2 separate regions of the Homo sapiens genome follow, and region 2 is linked to region 1. The links are chromatin contacts, found by Hi-C or POLR2A ChIA-PET in ENCODE. All regions are on one chromosome and are shown on one strand. Each heading gives the region's core, a stretch centred on a gene start or an enhancer-like site at or near the end of the contact. The rest is flanking DNA. Distances are from core to core; before and after follow the strand shown. Region 1 overlaps SNAP47 (synaptosome associated protein 47). Region 2 has its middle 9.8 kb from the start of PRSS38.

The links. A loop is a pair of places that touch in the nucleus more often than their neighbours do. ChIA-PET counts read pairs that join two places held with the same protein, here RNA polymerase II (POLR2A). Pooled maps may share reads with other maps.
Region 2: a map of PC-9 shows a loop between it and region 1 (10-fold over the local background). The contact joins two enhancer-like sites. A Hi-C loop is called at or near these places in 4 of 168 maps with a recorded cell type or tissue (MCF 10A, PC-3, PC-9 and 1 more) and 3 of 50 pooled maps. POLR2A ChIA-PET finds 5 or more read pairs at or near these places in 8 of 52 experiments (AG04450, CD4-positive, alpha-beta memory T cell, CD8-positive, alpha-beta T cell and 5 more).

The regions. Positions count from the first base shown.
Region 1 is chr1:227,762,626-227,765,564 of GRCh38, reverse strand. The region is part of intron 3 of SNAP47 (synaptosome associated protein 47); the gene reads right to left. Among named protein-coding and RNA genes, the nearest start is that of SNAP47, 29 kb to the right of the region's middle. RefSeq lists enhancers at 1-345, 2,604-2,693. Within about 2 kb of position 1,469, at least 3 of the 41 ENCODE cell types and tissues checked have a DNase peak (open chromatin) inside an H3K27ac peak, as active enhancers do; they include PC-9, where a contact is called at or near this core.
Region 2 is chr1:227,804,415-227,807,353 of GRCh38, reverse strand. No RefSeq gene overlaps it. Among named protein-coding and RNA genes, the nearest start is that of PRSS38, 9.8 kb to the left of the region's middle. Within about 2 kb of position 1,558, at least 4 of the 41 ENCODE cell types and tissues checked have a DNase peak (open chromatin) inside an H3K27ac peak, as active enhancers do; they include PC-9, where a contact is called at or near this core.

The DNA.
Region 1 (2,939 bases), core at 220-2,719:
GTGCTCTCTGGGAAGCTGCGGCCCACTACTGTGCTTCTCTGAATTTGTGCATTACCCATAGGAGCCTGCAGGCCCTCACATGAAGCTGCTCACTGAGGAGCCCTTCTCTGAAACACTGAGCCACAGTGCACAGGCCAAGCTAGGCTGGAAGACACAGCCACAAACTCAGAGGATGTGTGCCTCTGGTGACCTGAGATCACAGGGTGGCCCCCGTCCACCTCGCAGCACCAGCACAGCCTAGGCCACAGGAATGGAGGGGCACAAACTGCCCAGCCTGCGCTGCACCAGTGCCTCCTTCCTCCAAGAGCCCCATACCCCACCCCGCCCTGCCCAAGGCTCTCGTAGTCTGGTCTGCAGTGTGCTGTCTGCAATGTGCTGTGTGATGGTCTATAAGCCTGCTATGTGCTGGTGCCCTTTGACTTGCTGGGTGTTGGGAGCTGAAGGACTGTGTGCTTTCCTCAGCATCTTCTCAAGCTGCAATTCCTTGGCTACAATGTGGGCTTTAAAAAACAACAACTATTTATTTTGTAGAGATAGCATGTCACCTAGGTTGGTCTCAAACTCCTGGCTCGAGTGATCCTCTTGCTTCAGCCTCCCGAGTAGCTGAGAACACAGGCATGCAGCACTACGACCTGCTAATTTTTGTGTTTTTGTTTGTTTTGAGACAGAGTCTTGCTCTGTCGCCCAGGCTGGAGTGCAGTGGTGTGATCGCGGCTCACCACAACCTCCGCCTCCCAGGTTCAAGGGATTCTCCTGCCTCAGCCTCCCGAGCAGCTGGGAGTACAGGTGCACACCACCACACCCGGCTAATTTTTTTTATTTTTAGTAACATGGGGCTTCACCATATCGGTCAGGCTGGTCTTGAACTCCTGACCTCGTGATTCGCCCGCCTCTGCCTCCCCAACTGCTGGGATTGCAGGTGTGAGCCACCGCGCCTGGCTTAATTTTTGTATTTTTTTATAGAGACGGGGGTCTTAATATGTTACCCAGGCTGGTCTCGTCCTCCTGCACCCAAGTGATCCTCCCACATTGGCTTCCCAAAGTGCTGGGCTGCAGGCATGAACCACCGTGCCCAGCCGACACAGGCTCTTCAGGGCAGAGCCCCTGGGCCTCCCTACCTACGACATGGCTTTCATTTCAGCACCTGAGGCTGCGTGACAGAGACACTCAGGCCGTTCTGGAATTTTAACAAATAGGACTTTGCTTAAACACTCAGAAGGCTGGACAGAATTCTTACGCCTCAAGCCATGGATGTTTCTGCTGGGCGCGGTGGCTGGGATCCTGGTGAGGCTGCATGCTGCCATCTCCAGAGCCACAGTGCTCGTGGAGCTGCTGAGTCACTCTTTTTAACATTTCTTCCAGGAAAGCTTAATTTGGTTCTGTAAGGATGGTTTCTGCCTTGGGGTCATGAGTGACTGCAATTAAACAAAAGCATCACAGGTGGTTCACAGCAAGAAGGGTGGGGTGACTCGACTGTCCGGGAGTAGGAAGTGTTCCAGACACCTATGCACAGCCTTGCTGGCCTGGGGGTGCAGGAAGCCAGCCCAGGAAGAGCCCAGGGCACACTGCTGGCTGCAGAATGTCTTGGTCATCTGGAAAGAGAGTGCCCTGAGGCCACAGGCCCCTGTGCAAGACACAGCTCTGTCTTCACTGCCAGTGCTGAGGAGGGGCTGCCTGCACCTGCCTGGGAGCGGGGACCTGGGCCACCAGCCTGTCTGTCTCCAGCAAGCCCCTTCCCTCAGCCCTGGCCTCCAACACTCACCTGTCACCCAGGAAAGGCCTCTGCTGGGCCTAGTGGGCCTGTGAAGCTAGCGCACAGGTAAGGACAGCGTAGGGAGCTGAATGGAGGAGACAGCAGCTTGTGTGCTCCATCTCCCACTCAACCAATACGCACGCGCAGGTGGGGGCTGAGCGGCATCCTCTGATAGGCTCCAGGCCAGCTGATGCAGTACCCCCAGGCTCCCCAGTCAGCCCAACCCGAGCCCGCGGTGCCACAGCAGGCTCCTGGGTGCTTCAGCTCCAGTGGGAACTTCCCTGCCTCAAAAGACGCCTGGCACTAACGAACTGCAGAGACAACCTCAGCCACCCCAATGCTCTGGTCCTTTACTAACTGCCCACTGCATCCGCCTGCCTCCTGCCCTGTCCTGCTGCTGGTGCTGCTGTGCAGACAGACACACGGCCCGGGGAAGCAGAGGTACAGGCAAGGCTGTCATCAGGGAGCTGGAAGCCCAGGCAGGCCTTACCCCCAAGACAGGCAGTGAGTGACAAAGAAAAATCTCAGTGATCAAACAGCCTTCAAATACGCTGTGCACAGCAGGGTAGAGGCTCACGCCTGAAATCCCAGCACTCTGGGAGGCTGAGGTGAGAGGATCACTTGAGCCCAGGAGTTCAAGACCAGCCTAGGCAACACGGCAAGACCCCATAATTAAAAAAAAAAAAAATTAGCTGGGCATGGTGATATGTGCCTATAGTCCCAGCTACTTGAGAGGCCAAGGCAGGAGGATGTCTTGGGCCCAGGAGATTGAAGTTACAGTGAGCTATGATTGCACCTCTGCACTCCAGCCTGGATGACAGGGCAAGGCCCTGTCTCTAAAAGAAAAAAATAAATAAAAAGAAAAAGAAAATACTGTGCATGTCCCTTGGTAGGATGTGTGGGAAGGAAACCTCACCCTGTGGCCTTCCTCCCAAACCACAGCCCAGGCCGACTGCAAGAAAATCTGAGACAGAGGCTGCTGTGCAAGCCCTGGCCCAGCCTCCAGAAGGCTGTCAGAAGCCACAGGGCCCAGAGACATGTGAGGAGGGTGATTGTGCGGTCCTGGGTGCTCCTCAACGCAAGGACGAGTGTCTAGAATAAAATAAAACGTGCACTTGGCACGCAGCCCTGCAGAGGTCTCTGGAAAGGCTCCCCGCCCCGGGTGTCCCTCCCTGACAAGCGCCCA
Region 2 (2,939 bases), core at 309-2,808, 42 kb before region 1:
TTTATAGATAACAGACATTTATTTCTTACAGATCTGGAGGCTGGAAGCCTGGGATCAGGGTGCCAGTATGGTTAGGTTCTGATGAGAGTTCTCTTCTGGGTTGAAGACTGCCATTTTTTCACTGTGACTTCACATAGTAGGAGGATAAAAGAGTACTCAGGGGCCGGGTGCGATGGCTCACACCTGTAATCCCAGCACTTTGGGAGGCCAAGGCAGGCGGATCACCTGAGGTCGGGAGTTCAAGACCAGCCTGACCAATATGGAGAAACCCTGTACTAAAGATACAAAAATTTAGCTAGGCATGGTGGCTCATGCCTGTAATCTCAGCTACTCAGGAGGCTGAGGCAGGAGAATCTCTTGAACCTGGGAGGCGGAGGTTGCGGTGAGCCGAGATCGCACCATTGCACTCCAGCCCGGGCAACAAGGGCAAAACTCTAAAAAAATAAAATAATTAAATAAATAAATAAATAAAATTGTACTCAGGGTCCCCTTTTATAAGGGAACCAATGCCATTAATGAAGACGCCACTCTCAACCTAACCATCTCCCAAAGGCCCCACCTCCTAATACCATTACACTGGGGGTTAGGATTTCAACATCTGAATTTGGGGGGAACACAAACATTCAGTCCATTACAGGAGCCGAGCTCAGAATTAAATCCTTATAGGTATGGAATTTCAATACATGACTGAGGTGGCATGGGAGATCAGTGGGGAAAAGAGGAACTATTCAATGAATGGTTCTTGGAAAAGTGGTTATCCACATGGGGAAAAATGAAATAAGAACCCTATCTCATGCTTTATTTTTTAAAAAAAGCAAACCCTTAAATGACAAAGAGAACACTTTATGACTTTAGACTGAAATATAGACACGTTTCCAATAATGGTGAACAATGTAATAAGGGCCAGCCTTCCCAATCAACACAACTCTTTTTTTTTTTTTTTTTTTTTTTTTTTTTGAGACAGAGTCTCGGTCTGTCACTGAGGCTGGAGTGCAGTGGCACAATCTTGTCTCAATGCAACCTCTGCCTCCGGGTTCAAGCGATTCTTGTGCCTCAGCCTCCCAAGTAGCTGAGATTATATGCATGTGCTACCATGCTGGTCTAGTTTTTTTGTGTTTTAGTAGAGATAGGGTTTCACCATGTTGGCCAGGCTGGGTCTTGAATTCCTGGCCTCAAGCAATCCACCCGCCTCAGCCTCCCAAAGTGCTAGGATTATAGGAATGAGCCACCGTGCCCGGCCACAATTAACAATTTATGACAAAACATAAAAGCCATCTCCATAGAAGCAGGAAATATCAAAAACATGGCAATGAATCACCAGAATAATATCGAGAGGAGTGAGGAGATCTAAGCATTCAAGCTTGTTTCTGCCCTTTAAGAAAGGGCAGCCAAGTGACTTTGTGTCATTTTTTTGGCAGTCTTTTTAGTCTAAGGAAACACATGTGGGAGTCTAGGATTCACCAAGGGTGTGGACCATGCTAAACCACACCTGCTTTGGGCTGAAAACAAGAATGGATGTACCCTAGGAGTAAGGGTGAATCAGAAGTAAACCAACCCTTTGATGGACTGAAGCCCAGCTTTGAGTCATCTTGGTGGCTCGGAAAATCTCAAGCCCTGAACTTGGTGTAAGGTAAATCCAGATTGCTAGTGCCCCCACGTGCTTAGCAGAAGCAGATAATAATCCTCTTAAGGTGATGATAATATCACCCCTAGCTTTAAATTATTTCTAAAAATAAAATTTAAATACCTTTCAGCACATAAACAAAGATGACCAGAAATGTGAGATATTATACCATGACCGAGAAACAATAGAAAATCAGACCTGAAGAAATGCAAATACTTGAATTATCAGCCAAAACTGTAAAATGAATGTGCTTATTATGCTCTAGGGGATAAAACTAGGCTTGTGAATTTTTTGCAACAACTGGAAACTATAAATTTGATGGAGATTATTTTTACGAACCAAAAAGAAACTTCAAGAAATGAAAGGCACAGACTCTAAATTCAGAACTCCCTGAATGGCTTTAACAACAGTTCAGACCCAGATAAAGAGAGAATTCATGATTTAGAAGATAAGTCAGAAGAAACTACCCAGAATGGGAAGAAAAAAAAAGATGCTCTAAAAGGAAAAGTATGAATGTACTTCAATGCTGTATACATGTACTGTTTTTAAAGCACTATTTTTGTTTTAATTTTGTTTGAATCAAACAATAAAAATAATTTATACTTCTGGCCGCCAAGAGGTAGTAACAAGAGCCAAATTTACCTTTCATCTGAAACAACAACAAAGAATAAATATAGAAAAATGAGTTTTCAGGACTTGAACATCAAGCAATGAATGACTGCCATCCCTGAGAGACAGGAAAGAAAAGGAGTTAGCCCTGTGATTGTCTCAGCTTCCAGGCCATAGCACAAGAAGAAGAAACCCATATTGAGCCTAGCAGAGTACCTGAATTGATGAGACAGGTGAGAGTCCAGGAGACCAAGATGACTAGAGTTCTCAGGACAGAGTACCAGAGATGTAAGATATGCAGACAGAGAGAACCTTAGAGAACTGAAGAAAGTTTACTTTACATACTTAGCTGAGTGCTGATCAGCACGAGCATATGAGAAACATACCCTAGGCTGGATAAAGAATTTCCCAAAAGAAAGAAAATACTACTCAGTGCTTATATCCAGGGCTGGGAATAGTGCCTGTTTCTACTAGCCAGATATGAAAAGTTCATAATTCCTGTTCGTATGATGTTCCTGCCTGAGCAATAAGGAATAATTCACACTAGACTGAGCAGTACTCAAAGAATACCAGGCATATAAAGAATCAAGAAAACACAACCCATAATGAGTAGAATAATTGGTCAACTGAAACTGACCAGTGGCTGACTCAAATGTCAGAATGAGTAGACAAGGACATTAAAACGGATATTATAACTGCATTCCAT